5 separate regions of the Homo sapiens genome follow, and regions 1, 3, 4 and 5 are each linked to region 2. Evidence: chromatin contacts called from ENCODE Hi-C or POLR2A ChIA-PET data. All regions are on one chromosome and are shown on one strand. Each heading gives the region's core, a stretch centred on a gene start or an enhancer-like site at or near the end of the contact. The rest is flanking DNA. Distances are from core to core; before and after follow the strand shown. Region 1 holds the start of PRPSAP1 (phosphoribosyl pyrophosphate synthetase associated protein 1). Region 2 holds the start of SEC14L1 (SEC14 like lipid binding 1). Region 3 overlaps RHBDF2 (rhomboid 5 homolog 2). Region 4 holds the start of LINC01973 (long intergenic non-protein coding RNA 1973). Region 5 holds the start of UBALD2 (UBA like domain containing 2).

Region 1 (4,799 bases), core at 1,805-4,304, 790 kb after region 2:
CCTCATCCTCCCAAGTAGCTGGGGCTATAGGCTGATTAACTTTTTATTGTTGTTATTGAGACAGAGACTCACTCTGTTGCCCAGGCTAGAGTGCAGTGGCACGATCTCGGCTCACTGCAACCTCTGCCTCCTGGATTCAAGTGATTCTTCTGCCTCAGCCTCCGGAGTAGAAGGGACTACAGGCATGTGCCACCACATCTGGCTAATTTTTTTTTTTTGAGATGGAGTCTCGCTCTGTTGCCAGGCTGGAGTGCAGTGGCTTGATCTTGGCTCACTGAAATCTCCACCTCCTGGGTTCAAGTGATTCTCCTGCCCCAGCCTCCCGAGTAGCTGGGACCACAGGCGCGCCACCACCCCCGGCTAATTTTTGTATTTTTAGTAGAGATGGGGTTTAAGCATGTTGACCAGGATGGTCTCAATCTCCTGACCTCGTGATCTGCCCACCTCGGCCACCCAAAGTGCTGGGATTGCAGGCGTGAGCCACCGTGCCCAACCTGTTTTTTTTTTTTTTTTTTTTTTTTGAGAGGAGGTCTCACTCTGTTGCCCAGGCTGGCACAATCTCGGCTCACTACAACCTCCGCCTCCCAGGTTCAAGCGATTCTCCTGCCTTAGCCTCCCAAGTAACTGGGATTACAGTTGCCTGCCACCACACCTGGCTAATTGTGTGTGTGTGTGTGTGTGTGTGTGTGTGTGTGTGTATGAGAGAGAGATGGAGTCTTGCTGTGTTGCCCAGGATGGAGTGCAGTGGCCTGATCTCAGCTCACTGCAACCTCCGCCTCCCGAGCTCAAGCGGTTCTCCTGCCTCAGCCTCTTGAGTAGGTGGGATTACAGGTGTGTGCCACCGCGCCACCACATCTGGCTGATTTTTTTTTTTTTTTTTTGAGACAGAGTCGCGCCCTCGCCCGGTCGTCCAGGCTGGAGTTCAGTGGCACAATGTCAGCTCACTGCAAGCTCCGCCTCCCGGGTTCACGCCATTCTCCTGCCTCAGCCTCCCGAGTAGCTGGGACTACAGGCGCCCGCCACTGCGCCCGGCTAATTTTTTGTATTTTTAGTAGAGATGGGGTTTCACCGTGTTAGCCAGGATGGTCTCGATCTCCTGACCTTGTGATCCGCCCGCCTCAGCCTCTCAAAGTGCTGGGATTACAGGCGTGAGCCACCGCGCCCGGCCACATCTGGCTAATTTTTTGTATTATTAGTAGAGACAGGGTTTCACCATGTTGGCCAGGCTGGTATCGAATTCCTGACCTCGTGATCCACCCACCATAGCCTCCCAAAGTGCTGGGATTACAGGCATGAGCCACCGTGCCCAGCCTAATTTTTGCATTTTTAGTAGAGACAGTGTTTTGCCACCTTGGCCAGGCTTGTCTCAAACTCCTGACCTCAGGTGATCCACCCACCTCAGCCTCCCAAAGTGCTGGGATTAAAGGAGTGAGCCACCACGCTCAGCCAACACCTGGCTAATTTTTGTATTTTTAGTACAGATTGGGTTTCGCCATGTTGCCCAGGCTGGTCTTGAACTCCTGACCTCAAACTATCATCCGCCTCGGCCTCCCAAAGTGCTGGGATTACAGGCATGAGCTACTGCACCTATCCCATTCCCCCTTTTTTTTAAGAAGGTAACAAGGTTTTTGTCAGGGTCTGTGAGCTGGACATGTGTGCAGTGGTTAAATAATTTGGCCTAGGCTGTGCACCCACTGTCCTTTTTTTTTTTTTTTTTTTTTCTAGAGAGCTATTGGAATAGGGGCCAGGCTGCTGCAGGCTCAGGGCAGCTCAACTTCCAAATCCTGTAGCTTCAGACTTGTGGTCCTTCACGACATGCTGAGTCACAATCTACTGCTCCCTCAAGCCCAATGTCACCACAAGCAGAGTCTCTAAAGGACATTCTCAGAAGATGGTACTGTCAATGTGAGAGGCACCTCTCCTCCCCTCGAGTTCTGGTGCAGCTGATAACTAGAGATCTCAAATGCTTCCCTGGGCTTTACTTTCTACTTCAACAAGTACTGATTGCGGGCCTCTGGAGCCCACACACTGCCCTATACACTGGGTAACACGGAGCACTCAGGAATACACGATCTTGGCGGGGCGTGATGGCTGAGGCCTGTAATGTCGGCATTTTGAATGACTGAGGTAGGAGGATGGCTTGAGCCCGGGAGGTAGAGGCTGCAGTGAGCCGTGATCGCGCCACTGCACTCCAGCCTGGGCGGCAGAGGGAGACCCTATTTCAAAAAATAAATAAATAATAATAAAATTAAAAAAAAAAAAAAGGAACTCACGATGTGGCCGTAAAATGGGTTACATCCTAGTTAGGAAAATAGATGTTTGCAAAGGTACATAAATATGCAAGCATCAAAACAATAACAACAACAACAAAAATTTAAAAAATGCAAGCATCTACGTGTGGCACAGTCCCGCGGGCCGGGCGGCTTACTGTGGTTGAGGTCACCAGAAAGACTGTGGAACAGACGCATCGCGAGTGGGTCTCGGAGGGGTGGCGCATATGGAAAGAGGAGAAGGAGGGCTTTTTTGATTGAAAGCGAATACCGGCAAGAGGGCCTTTGGCACGTTCAGGGAACCTTGCCTTACACGCAGACACAGGGTTGGGGATCTGTTCGGAAACGCCTGAAAGATCAGGCTCAGGAGAAGACCACTTTTTGGCCGCTTCAGTACTGCGGTCAACCAGCTGGAAAGAACCCCCGCCCTCTACTTTTCAAATTAATCTCCGGCCGGCGCACGCGCCTCGTGGGGCGGGCGCTGTGCTACCATAGACATGCAGAGCTAGATCGTATACCTCCTCGGAGGCGGACATGTTGGGTCCTGGCCAAAAAGTTGGAAACACCTGGGGCCACTACCGAGGTAGGCTGCTCCTCCCAAGAAAGTGAGACCGAAAGAGCTCCCGTGGAAGCGGTCAAAGCAGGGGCGGGGCGAACCTGTGACATGCCCCTCGGAAGAACAGGCTTTTAGAGAGTCGCCAGGCTCCCTGCCCTCATCCGAGATGGCGGCCTGAGGGCGCTCTAGCCGACGCTCTTCGGATGCCCGGAGGGGGCGGTGGCCTTGCCTCTGGCTCTGAGGCGGCGGCGCCGGGCGCTGCGAAGGCTCGGCCGCTGTAGTCAGTGGTGTGGGGTGCGCAAGGGCACGGACCTCGGAGCTCTCCCCGCTTGCGCCGAGTTTCTCAGCGCCTTCCCCACCCAAACCGGGGTCTCGCAGTCGGAAGCACTCAGAGTGCAGCCCCGCGCGGGGCCGGTCGTAACCGCGCCGCGGGCCGGACGATGCCCAAGAAGCTGCTGCTGTTGCCCCCGCCCTCCGCGTCCTCGGCTTTCCGCGTCCCGCGCGCCCGCCCCGTTCCCCCGCCGGCCATGAACGCCGCTCGCACCGGCTACCGAGTCTTCTCGGCCAACTCCACGGCCGCCTGCACGGAGCTGGCCAAGCGCATCACAGAGTAAGGGGGCGGTGGGAGGGCCGGGCCGGGGGCGGCGGCGCCTAGCTCTCCTTCGCGCCCGGAGGGACCCGCTCCCCTCCACCCGCCCCACCTCCTGCACCTGGGGCGGGAGGCGCGGGCCTTCCCAGCCGGACAAAGCTTGGAGGTGACGGATACCGCCCCCCGCTCCCCGGTTTTGCAGCTGGGAGGCTTGGGGCGGACTCTCGGTGACCTCAGCCCCCCGCCCCGTGACTGGGTCCGCGGCCTGCCTGCCTTTCGTCTCCGCAGTCCCACACCCCGGGGCGGGCCGAGCTTTCTGGAGCCCCGGAGTGCGTGTCTTGGGGAAAGGGGCTCAGGGCTTGGCTTCCTTTCCCACGGCTGGAGTTGACCTGGGAATCTGACCGCCGCCACTCTCAAGTCTCACTGCAGTGAGACCCGCGGGCGTGGTTGTGAGTTGGGGGATCCGACGCGGCAGGTGCGGTCGCAGAGCAAAGGTGTGGGGACTGGCAGTGCGAAGAAGGCAATTCCAGGGAGGCAGATGGGCCGGAGCTGGTGGTAGAAATGACAGGCCTGACCCTGCTTTGTAAATCAGCTTGGGATAAGATCAGTCATTTGTGTCTTTAACCCAACCAAGCCCCTGGTCTTAAGTCGCCTTTGGGGTCTGACAGCTCTGAGATGCCCTCCCAGCCTTGCCACTTACTAGCTCTGTGTCAGTGGGCAAGAGACTTGATTTCCCTGAACCTCATCTGTGAAATGGGCATGGTTGAGAATATTGTATGATCGGGATAATGTAGAAGTAGTATCTGGTTCTAGCAGAGTAGGGGCTCATAGTGGCCCTCTGAATAGTTGTTTACTAAGTGGCCTCTTTTCTTTTTCTTTTTCTTTTCTTTTTTTTTTTTTTTTTTTTTTTGAGACGGAGTCTCGCTCTGTCACCCAGGCTGGAGTGCAGTGGCGAGATCTCGGCTCACTGCAAGCTCCGCCTCCCGGGTTCACGCCATTGTCCTGCCCCAGCCTCCCAAGTAGCTGGGACTACAGGCACCCGCCACCACACCCGGCTCATTTTTTGTATTTTTAGTAGAGACTGGGTTTCACCGTGTTAGCCAGGATGGTTTCGATCTTCTGACCTCGTGATCCGCCCGCCTCGGCCTCCCAAAGTGCTGGGATTACAGGCTTCAGCCACCGCGCCCGGTGAAATGGCCTCTTTTCTAGTTGGCTCTTTTGGAGAATCCCAGAGCTCTGATATAAAGGAGGAGCCTTATATGCCCTTTCTACATACACTTGTTAGAAATCTAAGACATAAAATGAATAGCTCGTCTTTTAATATTTAAAGCCATTTTCACATTTTAAACAGTTTTCATAGAGTTACTTCGTTACTTTTTTAGGG
Region 2 (5,101 bases), core at 2,483-4,982:
ATGGAGGTTGCAGTGAGCTGAGATCGCGCCACTACAATCCAGCCTGAGTGACAGAGTGAGACGCTGTCTCAAAAAAATAAATAAAATAAATTTTAAAACAAACCCTGTCATGTAAATTCTTCCCGTAAGAGGACTTCTTGTTTTTCAAAACTATTGATCTATATAAATCCCACAAACATACGCTGAGCAGAAGCAGCCAGCTGCTAAAACACCTGCGTTTCTATTTATAGAAGGAACAGAAACAGGTAACAGTCCTCTGTGTATTAGGAGTCAAAACAGTGGCTCACTTGAACCAGGGGAGACTTCTTCCTGGGTTGCCATGTTCTGGTTCCTGACCTTGGTGCCAGTATCCCAGGTGTGCTGAGTGTGACACACGTTTTCATCAGGTGTGTGCTCATGAAAGACACATTCTCCTGTCTGTATTATATTTTCTGGTATGTATGTTATATCTTAATAATAACACAAAAGAGAAAGGAAAAGAAGAAATACCCTACGGTAATCTAAAAATGACTGGAAAAGGTTTGCTTTGCATCTAGTAAAATGCTTATTTTCAGCCAAATTCTTCAGGTAAATAACGGAAAAACTCATTCAACAGAGTCATTTGAATCGTGAGTAAAACTCCATCGCACAGTGCTCAGTTCTAACACCACCTAAAGTGAATTCACCCATAGGCAGAGCACTCTTCCACACGAGCAGCAAAGACCACACTCCATGTCCCTTTGCTACTCTAACGAAGGAAAAAAAGAGCACAACCCCGAGGAAGAAGTGCTTAGAATCCCACTTCTGTGTGTTCAAAGGGAGAATTAACTTCAATTCATACATTACCCTGAGGTGCATTTTTTTTAATAAGCAGATTTTTATTTTCAGAGGCTTGTATTTTAAAAACATTTTACACACTCTAGATACGGTTCATAAGCATAAAAACAGAGTAAGTTCAAGTGATGCCATGGAGACGAACAATAAATCTATAGATCATCAAATTCTAACACTGTACTTTATAAATAAGAAGCCAAAGAGTAAATTGAAATGTCAAGTACTTACAGCCATAATTAATTCAAAGGGGTATTTGTACACCCTCACTGGGGACTGGTATTTCTGCACCATGATTGCAATACAACAGCAACCCTCTCACACCTGCAAAACATAAATATATGTGATAAGTAACCACAATGCAGAAACAAATTATTAGTAAGTCTGCACTGACACATCATACCACACTCTAACGACAGAAAGAGACCACAATAGGTCATAATTCTATGCACACAAAAATGAAAAGATGATATTTAAATACATGAGGGCAGGGGGAGGTAATTAAACAATAAGAAAAAGCAGACAAAGCCCCAATGCAATGAGGCAAACAGTACTGGTGTGAGAGGGGTCCAATCCTCTCATTGGCTTACTGGGACTCTGCATTCATTACATGACCTGACCTGAGTCCTTTCCAGCAATGAACTGTTATGATTCTATTATTCTAATAACCAATATAATTAATGCTTGGATCATTTTCTCTTAAACAACTTCTACTAGAAGCCAAATAAAAATGATCTCGTGTTAAGATATTAGCTCTGGGAAAACAAAAATAAAACTGGAAAAAAATACTACTGTATCTCAAACTATGGAATACTCCTCAAAAGCTAGCTTCAAAGGAAACGTGTCAATTCCTATTTTCTAACTGTGTACACTACAGCTTTGGCGACCTGTCTTCGAGTGGCAGAGATGCCAAGTATTCTGGCTAAACAGGCTCCACTGAAATCTCTAGCCTCAGATAGCTAATATCCGTAAGTAATCGGTTAAATGTTCACACCTAATTCACAGTCAAGGAGCCCTCCTTATGGGTGCATAATCATTCTCTAGCGCCAGCCTACACGGATTGCTCTAAAAACACACCTGGACTTGCCAGTCCTCTGTCTCCCCTATTTAAAGTGAGAAAGAAAAATCGAATGAGCCTACCTGTCTTGTTGAGGATAATCATTAAGAATGGTACTTTATGCTGAACATGGTGAGAGGATATTCAAACATACAAAACTGAATATCCTCAAGGAGCCCGAAGTCTAGCTGTTAAAAAAAAAAGAGAGAGACAAATTACCAAGATGTATTTTATTTCAGAAACTTCCAAGATTCCTTTTTTTTTTTTTTTTTTTTTGAGACAGGGTGTCTCTCTGTTGCCCAAGGTGGAACACAGTGGCACAATCTCCACTCACTGCAGCCTCCACCTTCTAAGCTCAAGTGATCCTCCTGCCTCAGCCTCCCAAGTAGCTGGGACCACAGGCACGCACCACCATATATATTTTTTGTAGAAGGTTTCCCCATGTTGCCCAGGCTGGTCTCAAACTCCTGGGCTCAAGGGATCTGCCCACTTCAGCCTCCCAAAGTGCTAGGATTATAGTCATGAGTCACGGCGCCTGGTATAGAATTCCCATCTATAGTACTAAGGTTTAAACAGGTTTGGAACTTTCTCTGGTATGTCTGGCATACCTCTCAGAGGAGAGGTCATGGTGGAAAACATCGCCATCTGACAGTGTGAAAACGGCTAAGGAATGACTCTGGGTGACCACGAGTAAGCCATTTGACTTCCCTAGGACTCAGTTTCATCTCTGTAAAATGAGGTTTTCGGGGAGATGATCTTGAAAGACTTCCACCTCTAAAACCATGAGAATGAGAGCCAAACTCCCAAGTTCTCCAAACTCAACTTGAAGCTTTTCTAATATTCATCTTGATTATGCGACTGACACATCCTGATGTGCTGGGACCACGTTCTTTTTCTTTTGCAAACCTTACAGTGTTGGTGCACAGTGGGAATCCAATCATCTTTTAAAAATTTAATTGGGAATATTAATTTTAGGGTACTCTCCCAGATATGAGGACGATAACCGGGTACAAACAAGAGTTGGGGGAAGAAGCAAAAAAGCGTAATGCTCGTTTAAGAAACGGTAACATCCATTCAGGATTCCACCGCCTGGCAGAACTGGCTACACTCACTTAAGAACCTGCTAATTCACGAGCTTGTGAACCACAGCCAGGTCTCAGCTGCCGATGCTCTGGTCCAGATAAACGCCCTACGCGGGCATCCGGAGTGACAACGACCAAGTGGCATCCAGGAGCCGGACGGCCTCCATTGCATGACAATCGCTGTTTAAACAGGAGCCAAAGGCCAGACCCACTGAACGCATCCCGAGCAGGCTCGAGGGGCGGCCGGCGCCCGGGGCTGCTCAGCAGGGGTCCCGCGCGGCTGAGCCCCACGGGGCCAAAGCCCCGACCGACGGGAGAGAGGGGCGGGCACTGGCTCCGGACCCGAAACTCCGCTCTCAGCAAAAAGCGGCTCCCGGGAACTGGAAGCCTGGCGAGGTGGGGGTGGGGGCGGGGGAGGGGGGCGAGGGGCGGCGAGGGGCGAGCAGGGGGGCGGAGGGCGAGCAGGGGGGCGGGGGCACGGCCCGTTTCGGGTGCCGGGCCGATGGCAGCCGGGGCTGGGGAGGGACAGGCTCAGCAAGCGGGCGGCCGGGAGTTCCGGGGGGCCCGCCCGAGAGGCGCCGGACTCCACGGAGACCGGGACCGGGGCGAGGGCGCACTCGGACCCGCCGCGACGACGCGCCTACCTCTTGTCAGAAAGGCCGGGCCTGGGACACGGGGTGGCGAGGGGCGCTCATACCGGCGGCTCCGCGGGGCAGTCTCGGTTCCACTGCTCCGCGACCGTAGCTCGACCGCCGGTTCCGGGGAGGGGGCCGGGGAGGCGGGAGGGGGAAGGGGCGCGGCGACGGCACTTGTGGTTGTTACGGGTGACGGGGTGGGCGGGGCCGGGCGCCGGGAGGGGCGCGCGTGCGCGGCCGCGGCCGAGGGAGCGGGGGCGGGAGCGGGCGATGGTTGCTAAGAAAGGGGAGGGGGGAGGACACCCGGGGCCCGAACTGCGCAGGCGCGAGCTCCGACCCGCGAGCGTGGGAGGAGCTCGGAGAAGGCGCCGGCCCCGTCGCACTGCTGGATGTGCCCGAGGTCCTCGTGGCCCCTCCCAGTTTTGCGTCACTTGTTGGGGGCGGGGCCGGGCTGGGCTTCGCGAGTAGCGGGCGGAGGCGGAGTGAAGCCCCAAGGGGCTGCCGGCGTGCAGGGGAGGGGTTCGGCTGAGCGGGAAAAGGGAAGTTTGCGGGAGGTCAAAACCACCGGGGCCCTCCCGTATGGCTGCTGCTCTGAGGCCTGCCTCTGGTCGCCCTGGCGGCTGCCCCCGTGCTTCCTCATTTCTTGTTGACTGTTCAGGAGCACCAGGCTGCTCGCGCCAGTGCCCCGACCGCATTCTCGCCGAGTAATGGGGAGGAGGCGGACGCCGGTGCTGCGCGGCCCAGGGCTCGGGAGGGCCCGGGTGAGCCCGGGTGGAGCCCAGCGGCATCCTTGTCAACACATCCAGACGGCTCTAGTGTCGGGCCGCGGGCTTGAAACTGAGACGCGCGCCCAGGGCCTGCCCCTCGGAAACGAGGGTGCCAAGGTGGGGCTGCTAAGTAGCTCCCGAATTTCAGCAGGAGAGCACCGTCCAGCCCCAATTTTCAATCCGGTACCACTGAGACATTTTGGGGTCCTTAAGAGGAGCTCATGACTAGAAAGGGGCACCTCGCATGCCCACCCACACAGCAAAGCTGGTTTTATAACCAACATGCAATTTCACTGTCAAAGTCACTGTTGTTCCGTTCACATTAGTCACCCTGAGTGGCTGTACATTTCATGCTGCCATTGGACAGAACGTTTTTGGACCTGTTTAGGAATTTCCATCAAAGCCAGTTTACCAGACACACAAGCAAATCATTCATGGCCTCATCACCCCTTGTGTTCCACGTCAAACCATCATCTTCCAGCTGGGTCACCTACATTATTCACTACATTCAGTCTGACTGGCTTTTGCTTGTTTGTAGAAATCACATCCACCGGCCGGGCGCGGTGGCTCACGCCTGTAATCTCAGCACTTTGGGAGGCCGAGGTGGGCGGATCACGAGGTCAGGAGATCGAGACCATCCTGGCTAACACGGTGAAATCCCTGTCTCTACTAAAAATACAACAGATTAGCCGGGCGTGGTGGCGGGCGCCTGTAGTCCCAGCTACTTGGGAGTCTGAGGCAGGAGAATGG
Region 3 (4,798 bases), core at 968-3,467, 660 kb after region 2:
AGGAGTTCGAGACCAGCCTGACCAACATGGAGAAACCCCATCTCTACTAAAAATACAAAATTAGCTGGGCGTGGTGGCGCATGCCCGTAATCCGAGCTTCTTGGGAGGCTGAGGCAGGAGAATCACTTGAACCTGGGAGGTGGAGGTTGCGGTGAGCCGAGATCGCGCCACTGCACTCCAATCTGGGTGACAGAATGAGACCCCATCACAAAAAAAAAGAAAAAAGAAAAAAAGTAGGTCTGTCCGTATGTGTTGACAGGGAAAGATGTCTACAATGCAGGTAAAATGATAGAGTGTGGGCTGGGCTTGGTGGCTCACGCCCATAACCCCGGCTACTTGGGAGGCTGAGGCAAGAGAATTGCTTGAACCTGGGAGGTGGAGGGTGCAATGAGATTGGCTCACAGCAATCTCTTCCTCTCGGGTTCAAGTGATTCTCCTGCCTCAGCCTCCCGAGTAGCTGGAACTACAGGAATGAGGCACTATGCCTGGCTAATTTTTGTATTTTAGTAGAGATGGTGTTTCACTGTGTTGGCCAGGCTAGTCTCGAACTCCTGACCTTAAGTGATCCATCCACCTTGGTCTCCCAAAGTGTTGGGATTGTACGTGTAAGCCACCACACACAGCTGTGTGATTTTTTTTTTTTTTCAATGAGCATATGCCACTTTTATTGTTAAACAGTGTTCTCACTATGGGGGAGAAAAGTGCCAGACAGGTGGCAGTTTCAGTTATCTTTTTTTTTTGAGACATTTTCTCACTCTGTCGCCCAGGCTGGAGTGCAGTGGCATGATCTTGGCTCACTGCAACCTCTGCCTCCTGGGTTCAAGCAATTCTCGTGCCTCAGCCTCCCAAGTAGCTGGGATTATAGGCATGCGCCACCACACCTGGCTAATTTTGTATTTTTAGTAGAGACAGGGTTTTACCATGTTGGCCAGGCTGGTCTCAAACTCCTGACCTCAGGTGATCCACCTACCTCGGCCTCCCAAAGTGCTGGGATTACAGGCATGAGCCACGCACCCAGCCAGTTTTAGTTATCTTTGAAAAATGAACTGGGGCTGGGCACAGTGAGCTTGCACCTGTAATCCCAGCACTTGGGAGGCCAAGGCAGGCAGATGGCTTAAGCCCAGGAGTTCCAGACCAGCCTGGCTAACATGGAGAGACCCCCACCTCTACAGAAAAAAGACAAGAAAAATAAACTGGGTGGCCTTGGGGGACAGGGACCAGCACAGTAGGTTTCTCATCTCTCGGCCCACCTCGGCCTCCCCAAGTGCTGGTATTACAGGTGTGAGCCACCGTCCCTGGCCTGCATCTTCATGCTCTTTTCAGGGTTTGGTTCTTGCCTCAAGCGGAGAGATCAGAAATTGAATGAGGTAGTAAGTTGAGGACCTCCCAGACCCATATGGTCCGGGATGCAAATGATGGTCAGAAATAGACCTCACTCCAACCACTGGGCCTGAGGTTCAGCCTGGTTCAGGCTGGGTTTAGTCCCCAGGGATGGTTTGTTTTTGGTTTTGTGTGTGTGTGTGTGTGTGTGTGTGTGTGTGTGTGTGTGTGTGTGTGTGTTTTCAGACAGAGTCTTGCTCTGTCGCCAGGCTGGAGTGCAGTGGCGCGATCTCGGCTTACTATAACCGCTGCCTCCTGGGTTCAAGCCATCCTGCCTCAGCCTCCCGAGTAGCTGGGATTACAGGCACGTGCCACCACGCCTAGCTAATTTTTTGTATTTTTAGTAGAGACGGGGTTTCACCATGTTGGCCAGGATGGTCTCGATCTCCTGACCTCGTGATCCCCCCACCTCGGCCTCCCAAAGTGCTGGGATTACAGGCGTGAGCCACCGCGCCCAGCCGCCCAGAGATGTTTGAACCAACTTTAGGCAAGTTGGTTCTTGGTCTGGGCTGCGTGCCCTGGCGTCAGGGTCCTGACACTGCGCCACCCCGCACCGCCCACCGCTGCTCTCCCGGTCTCCATTCCAGCCCTCCCGCCTCCTGCCCACAATGGCCTCTGCTGACAAGAATGGCGGGAGCGTGTCCTCTGTGTCCAGCAGCCGCCTGCAGAGCCGGAAGCCACCCAACCTCTCCATCACCATCCCGCCACCCGAGAAAGAGACCCAGGCCCCTGGCGAGCAGGACAGCATGCTGCCTGAGGTAAGGGGGCTGGCCTGGGGGCTCACTGTTCTGCCGTAGGTAACAGATGTACCCACGTGACACTTTCTGGTCAGTTTCACTTCCCAGAGGGGCTCCTTCCTGAGCCACAGCTGCTGTCTGTGCAGCCCTTGACTCGGGCCCTACCCCCTCCTTCCTGGGCCCGAAATATCACAGGGAGTAAAGCCAGGAACCGGGCTCACTCTCATCGTGGTCAGGGGCACACAGGAAGGGCCAGCCCCAAGAAAGTGCTTGCTGGTAACCCTGGGGCCCTGGCTGTTCTCATTTCACCCCCTAGGCCTGGACTCTCAGTCTCTCTTCTGAGGGCTGGGGGCTTTCTTTGACATGGGTGAGCAGGGGACAGTGTCTCCCTGGCATCAGCAGCCCGCCTAGGCAGTGTCCGCTTCCTTTGGGAGGACGAGAACAGATCAGTGTTTCTGACAGTCTGGTCTAGTGCCCCATAAAGAGCTCATTGAAAACCGGCTTGTGGCAGCGTGGGCTTCCTGCACAGTCTGGAGTATAAAGGGAAGCGATGTTAACGCCCCCCGTTCACCCGAGAGCTCTGCAGAAGACACAGCAGCAGGCAGGAGCGTCATGGTGCAGAGGGGAGGGACTGGATGAGGAGTTAGGAAAACACACGCTGGCCTTGACGGAGAAAAGTTAGACAATGGCGATTTTAAATTCAGAATGAGGCTGGGCGAGGTCGCCTCATGCCTGTAATCTCATCACTTTGGGAGGCTGAGGCAGCCAGATCACTTGAGCCCAGGAGTTCGAGACCAGACTAGACAACATAGCAAGACTCTGTCTCTGCAAAAAAAATTAAAAAAGAGCTGGGTGTGGTGGCACATGCCTGTAATCCCAGCTACTTAGGACACTGAGGTAGAAGGCTTGCTTGAGCCTGGGAGGTCGAGGCTCCAGTGAGCTATGATGGTGCCACTGCCCTCCAACCTGGGCAACAGAGCAAGACTCTGTCCCAAAAAATATATATATAGGCCGGGCATGGTAGCTCATGCCTGTAATCCCAGCACTTTGGGAGGCCGAGGCGGCCAGATCACTTGAGGTCAGGCAGGAGTTCGAGACCAGCCTGGCCAACATGGTGAAACCCCGTCTCTACTAAAAATACAAAAATTAGCCGGGTGTGGTGGCACATGCCTATAGTCCCAGCTACTCAGGAGGCTGAGGCAGAAGAATCGCTTGAACCTGGGAGGCGGAGGTGTCAGTGAGTCGAGACCACACCACTGCACTCCAGCCTGGACAATACAGTGAGATTCCATCTCCAAAAAAAAAAAAAAAAAAAAAAAAAAAATATATATATATATATATATACATATACAAACACACACACACACACACACACACACACACACACATTATATATATATATTTCCAAATGAAAGCAAATTGGGGCATAAATCAGGGTTGAAGTTTGTTCTCAGGGTTTTCAGAATAGGAGGCTAAAGAAAAGCCAGCCCAGGACCTGGGCTGCACACACCACCGCCTGCCCTCCCTCCTTCCTCCCCAAGAGGAAGAACCCAGCCTACTTGAAGAGCGTCAGCCTCCAGGAGCCACGCAGCCGATGGCAGGAGAGTTCAGAGAAGCGCCCTGGCTTCCGCCGCCAGGCCTCACTGTCCCAGAGCATCCGCAAGTGAGCCCCCCTACACCCAAGCCCAGCACCCCCCACCCAGCAACCTGTGGATTCTCGGGGCCTGGACATGATTGGGCCTGGTCCCTGCGTCCCCTCTCTGGAAGGAGGAGGCCGGCATTAATGAGCAATGTCTCCCTGTGGCCTATTATCATGGTATAGATGGGGAAATGGGTATGTGCTTTGCGGAATATCACGGTGTGGAGGCTGGGGGGCTTCGAGGAGCTGGGTGGATCAGTGTGGGGGTGCCTGGGGCCCTAGCCTGGCTCCTCACGCTCCCGTCATCCCCTGCTTCTGCTCATCTGGTCACTGGGCTCCAGCCAGGGGCCTCACAGGCAGATCCGCCCCCCACCTCCCTGTAGGCACGCGGGCACACACGTGCCATCACCCCTTCCACACACTCAGGTGCACAGGCGTAGACAAGCGTATGCCCACCTGTCCCTTGTCTGCTTCCGCAGGGGCGCAGCCCAGTGGTTTGGAGTCAGCGGCGACTGGGAGGGGCAGCGGCAGCAGTGGCAGCGCCGCAGCCTGCACCACTGCAGCATGCGCTACGGCCGCCTGAAGGCCTCGTGCCAGCGTGACCTGGAGCTCCCCAGCCAGGAGGCACCGTCCTTCCAGGGCACTGAGTCCCCAAAGCCCTGCAAGATGCCCAAGGTGGGATCCATGGGGAAAGGAGGCAGGGGTGGGGACCCTAATGGCTCTGCTTACCGCCCCCCTCCCTTCCAGATTGTGGATCCGCTGGCCCGGGGCCGGGCCTTCCGCCACCCGGAGGAGATGGACAGGCCCCACGCCCCGCACCCACCGCTGACCCCCGGAGTCCTGTCCCTCACCTCCTTCACCAGTGTCCGTTCTGGCTACTCCCACCTGCCACGCCGCAAGAGAATGTCTGTGGCCCACATGAGCTTGCAAGCTGCCGCTGCCCTCCTCAAGGTGCGGGGCTCCCTCCTGCAGGGCCCCCACCTCTGCCCGGCCTCCCTTCCTTGCCCCTCCCTTCCACTCCTCATAGTAGCATCCCCTAAAG
Region 4 (4,776 bases), core at 1,996-4,495, 740 kb before region 2:
TGTAGCATTATTCTAGCGACTAGTTCCCAGGTCATTCATTCACTCAACAAACACTGTGTGGCTGCCTTGGGTTAGGAATGCTGCTAGGAGCTGGAGATAAAAAGACAGGACTTAGTCCCTAGCCTCGGGGGTCTTACTGTATAATAGAGTTGTGGCTGTCAGGCTGTGAGGAGACAAGACAAAGCCAGTTCCCTGTCGCACAGGGGTTTTCAGAGTTCGGGGTGGAGAGGGTGGAAATGGGAGCCCCAACAGGCAGGGTGTCAGGTAGGGCAGCCCACGTCCCACCCAGAACGACATGCCTCCTTTTTAATCTGTGTCATATTTTGGGGTCTTGAGTAAGGTGCTATTTCCCAGAAGGATCCTAATGCCAAAACAGTTTGCAAAGCTCTGTGGGAGGAAGCTGCAGGTCACAGGAGGGGAAACTTAGATCACACAGACTCAATAAGGAAGACCGGGGCTGCTCCCAAACCTCAGGCATGATCCACTGGGATCCATCAGCAATGTCTTTTTCCTCTTTATTATTTCTTCCAAATACCAGCCCTGGGAGACACGTTAGAACCCATCTAGCTACACATAACAGCTCTCCACATCTCTGTGGGAATATAGACAGGCCCGAGGCAGGGGGCTGGCTCAGGGTTCCACAGTGGCAGAGGAAGAGCCTCCACAGATCCCGCCTTGCCCTCTGTCGCCAGCTTCTCCTCTCTGCCTCCATGATCTGGAACCTTCAGCTGGTCAACTGAGCCACGCCCGGTGCTGTGGTGCTTCCCCAAGCTGCACACGCCGATGGCAGTGAGGAATGACTGCGCCCATTGCATCACCTCCTCGCTGTCAGTGAGCCAGTGAGCACCTGCGGCTGCTTCGAGGGGAACTACAATAAAACTTCCAAGACAGTCCACTTTTTAGGAGGTATAAGCAAAGAGCAAACACAACCTGTCAATCGTGCCGAATGCTGCTGATGCTGTTCTCTCATCCTAAAACAGACGATGAAAATGCTAAGCTCTGTAAAGAAGGACTTAGTCATATTCAAAATTCTCCAATAAACACCTCACTGTTGTGTTTCGCCAGCTCCGCATTACACGCAAGTCTCAATGGCCCGTGGCTCAGTGTCCTGCTCCGTGAAATGACGGAATTGGACACAGCTCACAGCTCACTCTGGAGTTAACTGAAGCCCTTGAAGGAAAACCACCAGGTTTTCTAAGAGTTTATGGCATTATTTATTTTTATTATCCTCACCAAAAATTTATGTTCAGCCACTTTTTTTTTCCTCTAAATTTTCTGGAACGTTTCTCCTTAGTGTTCTTCATTCATGAAGCACATAAAAGTCTCTTTGACCTTATCTCTCTCTCTCTTTTTGTAAAGCTCTTCTTGGTATTATTGAATTTTATTCATAGCAAGACCCATCTGAGGCAATCCTGGTGCAATCTTCCTCACTTTGTCTGTCTTCCTTCCTTCCTTCTTTCCTTTCTCCCTTCCTTCTCTCTCTCTTTGTGTCTTTCTTTCTTTCTTTTTCTTTCTCTCTCTCTCTTTCTCTCTCCTTCCTTCCTTCTTTCCTTCCTTCCTCTCTCCCTCCCTCCCTCCCTTCCTTCCTTCCTCCCTTCCTTCTCTCTCTCTTTCTTTTCTTTCTCTCTCTCTTTCTGTCTCTCTCCTTCCTTCCTTCCTTCCTTCCTTCCTTCCTTCCTTCCTTCCTTCCTTCCCTTCTTTCTTTCCTCCCTCCCTCCCTCCTTCCCTCCCTCCCTCCCTTTCTCTCTCTCTCTCTCTCTTTCTTTCCTGTCTCCAATCATCCACCCACCCACCTATCCATCCACCCACCCGCCCATCCATCCATCCACCCACTCACCCATCCATCCATCCACCTACCCACCCACCCATCCATTCATCCACCCACCCATCCATTCATCCATTCTTTCACCTAGTCATCCACCGATTCAACCACCCATCCACCCATCCAGTTATCTACCCACCCACCCATTCACCACCCACCCACCCACCCATCCATCCACCCATCCATCCAATCATCCACCCATCCATCCAACCACCTATCCACCCACCCTTTCACCCATCCACCCATCTATCTATCTATCCATCCATCCTCCATCCATCCATCCATTCATTTAACAAAAGAGACAATCTCCTGTCCCCTTTGGGAACACTGCCAAGTTTTCTCTGCCTTGCAGCTGGGTCGAGTTGACATTTGGCAGAAGGAGGTGGGTGGTACATTTTGCATCAGGGCCTAGGCCTGCCTCAGACACAGGTGTTCAGCTCCATGCCAGGACTAATGCTGGGCATGGAAAGCTGGAGAGGTGGCTTTGTGCCCAGGGCCGGTTGTAGCATCTTGGCATGTTTCTGTTCCCAAAGTCCCCAGTGGGCACAGGGACATTCAGCCATCTTCAGAGATAGCTACCATTTAAAGCAACAAGGAGATAGGACAACCATCACTTTCCCTGACTCCAGTGAGACCTGGAGGCTGTCCTGCAAGTGAGATGCCACCTTAAGCTCTTCATGAGCAGAGTTGCCCATAGCCCTTAGCTCACTGCAGGAAGCAACCAATGTGGCCCCCACATTAGTAGCCCTCAGAGCCAGACCAAGTTCAAAATTTGGTTAACAAACCTGTAGGCTTCTTCTTGTTTTCAAATGTCACAGAAAATCTTTTTGTGCTATTGTAGGAATGGAATCTCTCCTTCCTTCAGCCTCATCTGAGTTGAGGTGGGGAGAGTTGGACACAAAGTTCAAGGGGAGAGAACACTCAAAACAGCCCCCAGAAAGCCAAGGCAGGGGTTGGCACACCAAAATGACACAGAGACAGCTCCATGCCCTAATGGGTCGATCCCATCCTTCAATAACAGTGGGTGGCTGGGATCTTCTGCATTTCACGGGAGGCTCAGGGAGATGAAGCAACTTGCCTGAGGTGTCACAGGTGTAGGAAGGAGAGTAGGGGCAGATGGGGCCCAACTCCAGGTTTGCCTGGATGCAGAGCCACGCGTTCCCCCCGCCTCCTCCTTGATGGGTTCTCTCTGCACGCTTCAGGGTGCCCCCATGCTCTGCTCGGCCCCTGCAGCAGGAGGGCACAGAGCTCACTGCTGGCTGGTCTCCATGGCAACAGCTGACGAGTCTGCATCAGATGATGGCAGAGCTGCCTTGGAGCGCGAGCTTGGCTGTGACGGCAGGGACTTGGGAGGAGAGGAGCTGGAGGAGTGGGGGATGGGGCATGAGCTGGGGTGCCGGATGGGCTGCTCTCCCAGCAGCCATTTGGAAGATGCTTCCAGTCAAGTCTCAATCTCAGTCGGTCACTGGTCCATGTATATTTCATGGACATCTACCCTGTGCTGGGCACTGGGCAGACAACAGTCTACTGGACCCAGTCTCACTCTCAAGGGGACTGTAGTCCAAGAGAGAGGCAGGTAGATTATCAGGTAATTCCAGCTCACCACGATTGATGGGAAGGTAGGGAAAGTTTGGGATACATGCAAGGCCGTAGGAGAGGCACCCCACCGGGGCTTGGGGGCAGGAAAGTTTTCCAGGAGAGAGGGATATCTACGTGGCTTTCTGGCGGGGGGGGGGGGGTCGGGGAGAGAGAGAGAGGGAGAGAGGGAGAGAGAGAGAGATGAATGAGATCTGCCAGGAGTCCTCAGTGCCTGGAGCTCCAAGGGAGGAAGGCTAGGGAGGGAAGCCATGCTTGTCCTGGGGCCGAGATGAGGAGGAAGGGGAGGGTCTGCTCCAGGCCAGCCCTGGACAAGGGGATAAATTTTGTCTTCACCAGACACTGAATTGGTCATCCTCACCTCCCACCTTACAGATGAAGAAACTGAGGCTCAAAGAGCCACAGCGGGACGGAGGAGGTGGACCCGGCTCTGATGCAGGTGGCTGGTTCGATGGCAGACTCCCCTGTGCCGAGACTCCCAGACCAAATCCGGAGGTCCTGGAGTAGAGTGGGTGGGTCCGCCAGGGCATGGCCAGGCTGCCTGTCTCTGGAGACTCCCCCAAGGAAGTTTCTTGACCTTGAGGATGATAACGCAGGGCAGGCTCTTGAGGGCTGTGCAGGGACTCCCTGGAGAGCCCTGGGAAAAGCAGGTCCCCGCCTGCCTGGGCCTCTGCCTCTGCTGCAGGGGCCAGCACAGGTGTCAGGTCCCCACACATTTCATGTCCAGGCCATTTTCCCACTCTAGGGCCAAGGCTGGGCACTTCCCAGTCAGTGGCACAGCTGGTACTGTGGGGTCTCTCGCTCTGCAAAGGTTGGTTTCAATCCCAAGTGTCACTGCTGGAAACACTGGCCACCCCGGGACATGTGGTCTTGCCAGTCCTTCTGCAGGGCTCTGTTTCTTAGGTCCCAATCATCTGCAGGGAGCACTAGTCCGAGATCTTCCAAGATGCTGGGCAGGAACAAGCCTGCTATGCTCATTCCCAAAGGACTCCACATCTAGATAAATGAAGGCCTGGAAGGCTCTTTGGCTCTACACTAGCAAAACAGCTTACGTCACCCTGCCTAAAGAGACAGTCAGGAAATCCCCTTGTTCCTGGGCGAGGAGAAGCTGGCCCACACGGAGTGACGGCATTGAGCAGATACTACCCTTGGCTCGCTCATGGATGGGGCGGGGCCTGCTGACCTTGACAGCAATCAGGGGAGGGGGTTTGGAGGGAAGGGGTTAGCTGGTGAAGGTGAGGGAAAGGACTGGAGTTAGGACAGGGTGCAGCGACCACATCCTGTGACGAGGAGGCATCTGTGACCTGTGTGATCTGCCAGGCAGGCAGCACAAGTCATTGTACTGCTACTATGCCCGC
Region 5 (4,689 bases), core at 401-2,900, 880 kb after region 2:
GCATCAGCCATTCTGAGAAAAACTAGCTAACAAGGTCAAGACAGACCCCTCTACTTGTCCTCTGTGACTAGATGAAAACAGAGAGCCAAAGGCAAGGGCACCAAGTGTTAAAAATCCCAAAAATGCACCTAGAGTCCACAACAGCTCTCCTGGGGAACAATGTTTTAAGATCCCTATCGCTGAGCCCTGCCCCTCCTCCCCCAGCAGGGCTAATAGGTAACTAGGGGGGTAGGGTACAGGAGAGATGTCCTGGGCCTCAAGAAAGCAGAGTACCCCATGGCCAGGAGGGCAAAAGCTTGGGCCTGGGCTAGAATGAAAAAGAAAGCAAATCCAGACCCCGGACCACTTCTCTGTGTGCTGGGCTGGTGGAGCTCAACACAGAGATTAAAGACACATTCCTGGCCTTATCTTGGGTCAAAATCTGTGTGTCCTCCTGGCTTGGGGGATGTATGTCCTTCCAACTTCCCAGTCCCCTTGGGCTTCGGAAGGTTGAACAGATCTTTGTGGGTAGAGCCCGGCTTCCTGAGCCAGGGTGGATTCATGCCTTTCCTGTTCCCTGTAGCGCTGGGTGTGTGTGTGTGTGGAGGGGGAGGGGGGAAACCACTCAACAGCACGAGGGGGTCCCCATAAACACAAGCACCCCCATCGCCCTCCCTGGGCCCTTCGCGCGGGCTTCCCAGTGCCCCAGACGTCCGGGCATCACCCTCTCCCCCTCCCCATCCCCTGGCTCTGGGGTCCCCCAGCTCCTGAGCCCCTCGCCAGGCCCCCGGCCCTCTCCCCCTCCCCCCAACTTTGGCGCCGCTTCCCCCCAGGGACCAGTGCCGGGCACCAGTCCCGAGGCCAAGCAGCAGCAGCCCGGGAGGCGGGCCTCAAAGTTGGAGGCGCCAGCGCCGGCCCGGGAGCCGCTCTTTCCTGGAAGACATTTTGGCTCTTTGTTTACATTCGCGGCGCGGCGCTCCCCGGCAACATGGCTGTCACCGCCGCGCTGACAGCGGCCCCGGCCCGCGCCCCTGCCCGCCGCCGCTTACCATCTGGTGGTGGTGGTGGCTGTTGGGAATGTTGGTTTCTTGGAAGAACGTGCTCAGCGCGGTCTGCGGACAAACAGGGCAGTGACACGGCGGGCCAGGCGGAGTCAGGAAACGCAGCGGCTGGGCCCCCCACCGGCTCTCCCCGCCTCCGCGCCCGGCCCGCGGCCCCCGACCCTCGGCTGCCCCACGTGCAGAGGGGAGCCGGTCCCGGCCCCGGTCCCGCGTAAGACCCGCTCGCGGGCGCCGATCGCCTTCCGGGCCGACAACAGGAGCGCTCCCCGCCCCCGCCGCCGCCCGGCGTCCCCGACCCCCGCGGCCCGGCCCCGCGGCGGCCAGGCTCGCACCTCGAACTGCCAGTGGGCCGCCTGCAGCAACTGCTTCGCCTGGTCGGCCGCGCAGCCCGCGGCCAGCACGAACTGGTTGATCATGACCTGGTGCCGCAGCTCGTCCATGTTCACCGACATGGCGCGGCGCGGCGCGGGGCCCGGCGTCTCCGGCCGGACGCAGACGCGGGGCTGCGCGGGCGCGGGAGGCCGGCCGCCCGGGGCTCCGGGGCTCGCGCTCACCGCTGCTGCCGCCGCTCCGCCGCCCGCTCCGCCGCCGCCCGCCCGGCGAATGTTGTGGTTCGACTCCCGCGGCCCGGCCGACACCACAAACAACAGCGCGGGGCGGGGCTGGGCCGGCCCAACGTTCGGGGACTGCCGCTGATTGGCCGGGGCGCCGCTCCGCCAGCGCCCGGCTCCCGTAAGGACGTTCGATTCGAATCCTGCGGCCTGTGGGGCCCTCACTGTTTCTCTTTTCGCCCGGCCGCGCCCATTGGCGGAGCTCGGCGCCGTGGGGCTCCCCAGCATTGGCCGGCCGCTGTGTTTTGGCTCATCCGGCCTCGTGGTTGGTCACGGCCGGGCGTTCGGGGCGGGGCCGCGCACTCTGATTGGCCTCCGGTGGTCCTGTTTGAACTCAACTTGAAAACCCGGAGTGCCTGCTGATTGGCCGAGGGCCCTCTGTTTGCTGTTGTAGGCTTGGGGGTGGTGCGGCCAAGTTCATTCATTACTTCATTGAAACAGAACATGCTCAGCTGGAAAAGCAAGACAGAGTGGCTTTGACTCATTTCCTCTGAAAGATGTGGTCATCTCGAGAAACAGAATGATCAAAATAGAAAACAGAGCCTTTGCAGCTGCTCAAGTCTCAAAAGCATGTAATTTTTAAAAATAACTTTCAAGCAGTCCAATTTAAAAAAATCTTTTATTGAAATATAACGTACATTAGGAAAGTGCGATGTCGCAGGTACAGCTTCCAGACTTTTCACCAAGTGAACACCCAGATCAATTAACAGAACGTTACTTGCACCCTAGGAACCCGCGTCCTGCCCTCTTCTAATCACTACCCACCGCAAGGATCGAGCAGTATTTTCTCAGTTTTTAGACCAAAGACTTTGCTCTCTGAAGATGGAAGCCAAGATTTATGTACAATAAATACGATATGCAAGGAAATATGCAAGGAAAAAAGTGAGACTTTCTCAGTGGCCAAAATGCCAAGTCAAGAATTTTTTCTTGTTAAATCGGTTGACCTAACTGAAGCTTTAATTTTCTTTTTTTTTTTTTCTCTTGCTTGTCACGAAAGCTAAGATGAAGCTTTAATTTCTACCATCTTTTAAAAAAACAACGGGTGGCAGTAGGGGTGGAGTCTGGGGTTGGGATGGCTTACACCTATAATCCCAGCACTTTGGGAGGCCGAGACAGGAGGATAACTTGAGGCCGGGAGTTCAACACCAGCTTGGGCAACATAGCACAGACTCCATCTCTACCAAATAAAAACAAACAATAACAAACAGTGAGTGTTTCTACAGAGATACTGTTTCTCAGTGGTAGCCCTTTAAAGTCCAAAATTTGGTGGTGGTGGTTGTTAGATAGGGCTAGAGTGACATGATCATGGCTCACTGTAACTTCGAGCGATCCTCTTGCCTCAGCCTCTCGAGTAGCTGGGACTACAGGCACACACCACCATGCCTGACTAATTTTTGAATTTTTGGTAGAGATGAGATCTCACTATTGTTGCCCAGGCTGGTCTTGAACTCCTGGACTAAAGTGATCCTCCTGCCTCAGCCTCCCAAAGCACAGGGATTACAGGTGTGAGCCACCATGCCTGGCCCCAAATTTGTTTGTATGTGCTGAGCTTCCATCTTCTGGATTAGAGTTTGATCTTCAGGGCTGTGTTTGAGAATTGTGGGGGTAGGAAAAGAACTAGGAGTTTAAGCAGATTGGGGAAGGGGCAGAAGAGATTGGGAAGATAAATATTGTTAGGGATTCACTGTTAAGAGTTTCTGTTTCAGGAGAACTTTGTGAGTTTTTTATCTGAACTACTAATTACAGAGTGTATTTTAACCAGCTAAAGGTCTGCAGAACAGAAGGAGGCTTATAATAAGAAAGCACGTCGTGGTTCTATCTTGACTTTGCCTAAATTGGATTTAACTCCCTATCTAAGAAAACTTGACAGTATGTATTTTTAAAGTTTACAAACAAGAAGAAGATTACAATTAATGTTAATGTTTCTGTACTGATGAAAAACAAATTCAGGTACTATCATGAGCTCATTCCATTTGGTTCGTTTTTTGTTTATTTGTTTGTTTTGAAGGAGTAGGAGTCAGCTTTTTCCTGGGAATGGCCCTGAAGTACACGTGGGCTGGGACCTGGCGTGTGGCTGGAGACTCCAGTATAGCTTGCAGCCTTCCCGTCCAGTAATTGCAAGGTGAAAACAAAAGTGAGCAGCTGGCAGCATACACTGCCAGGGAGCTCAGGCCGCAAGCAGCCCAGAAGAAGGAAGTACTGTCACTGTGGGGCTCCAGGTTTTCATAAGTACATGCGGGTGTCAAACATGCCAGGGCCGTGAGTAGGAGGGTCTACCCTGGGGAGAGACATTTCTGGCTGTAGTGGAATGTCCCCTATGAGCCCGTAGGTCTTAATTCAGAAGTAAGTTCCCAAGGAAAGCAAGAGTCCAAAGTTGCCAAACCTGTTATTTCCTGGAAATCAAGGCAGTTTATCCAGTTTATGTAATGTTTAACAATTGCAGGGCCCAGCTGTGGGCACCTGGGCGGGGCATGGAGGGCAAGGCCCCCAAGCCAGAGAGACTCAGGTACTAGTTATCTTCTGTGGGCCTAAGGTCACTCAGGAAGAAGGAAGGAGAGCAACAGAGCCCGTGATTTGTGGTCCTGAGACATGGAAGTGCTTAATCCATATTTTGGCTTCTGAGAATCCGGTTGGAGATGAGTAGCTGGGAAACTTAGGACTGTCCCACTCCTGGGAGAATGAATGAGGTCATGTTTGTAGAGGGCTTTGAGCTGATGGGAGGAAAGCAACTTCCTAAATGCAAGGTATTATTAACTGAAGGTACTATTATTTTAATCTGAGAGGACAATGTATGGTAGGTAAAATAGAGCAACTTTGGGAGGCCGAGGCGGGTGGATCACGAGGTCAGGAGATCGAGACCATCCTGGCTAACATGGTGAAACCCTGTCTCTGCTAAAAATACAAAAAATTAGCCAGGCATGGTGGCAGGCGCCTGCAGTCCCAGCTACTCGGGATGCTGAGGCAGGAGGATGGCATGAACCTGGGAGGCAGAGCTTGCAGTGAGCCGATTTTGTGCCACTGCACTCCAGCCTGGGTGA

The links. Hi-C counts contacts between places; a loop is a spot of excess contacts on that map. ChIA-PET counts read pairs that join two places held with the same protein, here RNA polymerase II (POLR2A). Pooled maps may share reads with other maps.
Region 1: a map of B cell shows a loop between it and region 2 (12-fold over the local background). The contact joins the promoter of PRPSAP1 here to the promoter of SEC14L1 in region 2. A Hi-C loop is called at or near these places in 1 of 168 maps with a recorded cell type or tissue (B cell) and 4 of 50 pooled maps. POLR2A ChIA-PET finds 5 or more read pairs at or near these places in 1 of 52 experiments (HEK293).
Region 3: a loop to region 2 is called in a pooled map, with 10 times the contacts of the local background. The contact joins the enhancer-like site here to the promoter of SEC14L1 in region 2. A Hi-C loop is called at or near these places in 6 of 37 single-sample maps with no recorded cell type and 4 of 50 pooled maps.
Region 4: a pooled map shows a loop between it and region 2 (6-fold over the local background). The contact joins the promoter of LINC01973 here to the promoter of SEC14L1 in region 2. A Hi-C loop is called at or near these places in 4 of 37 single-sample maps with no recorded cell type and 5 of 50 pooled maps.
Region 5: a loop to region 2 is called in a map with no recorded cell type, with 8 times the contacts of the local background. The contact joins the promoter of UBALD2 here to the promoter of SEC14L1 in region 2. A Hi-C loop is called at or near these places in 4 of 37 single-sample maps with no recorded cell type and 12 of 50 pooled maps.

Annotation. Positions count from the first base shown.
Region 1 is chr17:76,352,171-76,356,969 of GRCh38, reverse strand. PRPSAP1 (phosphoribosyl pyrophosphate synthetase associated protein 1) reads left to right here and starts at 3,054. Exons shown (of 10, transcript NM_002766.3): 1 at 3,054-3,436. The coding sequence starts at 3,267. RefSeq lists enhancers at 2,708-2,977, 2,224-3,088, 3,938-3,997 and a silencer at 3,258-3,577.
Region 2 is chr17:77,139,600-77,144,700 of GRCh38, reverse strand. SEC14L1 (SEC14 like lipid binding 1) reads right to left here and starts at 3,732. Exons shown (of 17, transcript NM_001143998.2): 1 at 3,594-3,732; 2 at 1,951-2,055; 3 at 1,042-1,134. The coding sequence starts at 1,104. It overlaps LOC105371901 (a long non-coding RNA gene), which reads left to right and starts at 3,262. Exons shown (of 5, transcript XR_934988.3): 1 at 3,262-3,345. RefSeq lists silencers at 2,960-3,254, 3,419-3,868, 3,879-4,088, 4,239-4,448.
Region 3 is chr17:76,478,715-76,483,512 of GRCh38, reverse strand. It overlaps RHBDF2 (rhomboid 5 homolog 2), which reads left to right. Exons shown (of 19, transcript NM_001005498.4): 3 at 1,968-2,138; 4 at 3,659-3,780; 5 at 4,236-4,431; 6 at 4,504-4,707. The coding sequence starts at 1,989. Among named protein-coding and RNA genes, the nearest start is that of AANAT, 14 kb to the right of the region's middle. RefSeq lists silencers at 1,641-1,690, 1,751-1,850, 2,671-2,740. Within about 2 kb of position 2,217, at least 14 of the 41 ENCODE cell types and tissues checked have a DNase peak (open chromatin) inside an H3K27ac peak, as active enhancers do.
Region 4 is chr17:77,882,556-77,887,331 of GRCh38, reverse strand. It overlaps LINC01973 (long intergenic non-protein coding RNA 1973), which reads left to right and starts at 3,245. Exons shown (of 2, transcript NR_028337.1): 1 at 3,245-3,410; 2 at 3,794-4,776. RefSeq lists an enhancer at 4,408-4,767.
Region 5 is chr17:76,262,309-76,266,997 of GRCh38, reverse strand. UBALD2 (UBA like domain containing 2) reads right to left here and starts at 1,650. Exons shown (of 3, transcript NM_182565.4): 1 at 1,373-1,650; 2 at 1,029-1,091. The coding sequence starts at 1,492. It overlaps LOC105371896 (a long non-coding RNA gene), which reads left to right and starts at 1,917. Exons shown (of 6, transcript XR_007065913.1): 1 at 1,917-4,395. RefSeq lists enhancers at 838-937, 2,198-2,247, 3,816-3,905 and silencers at 1,108-1,247, 1,548-1,847.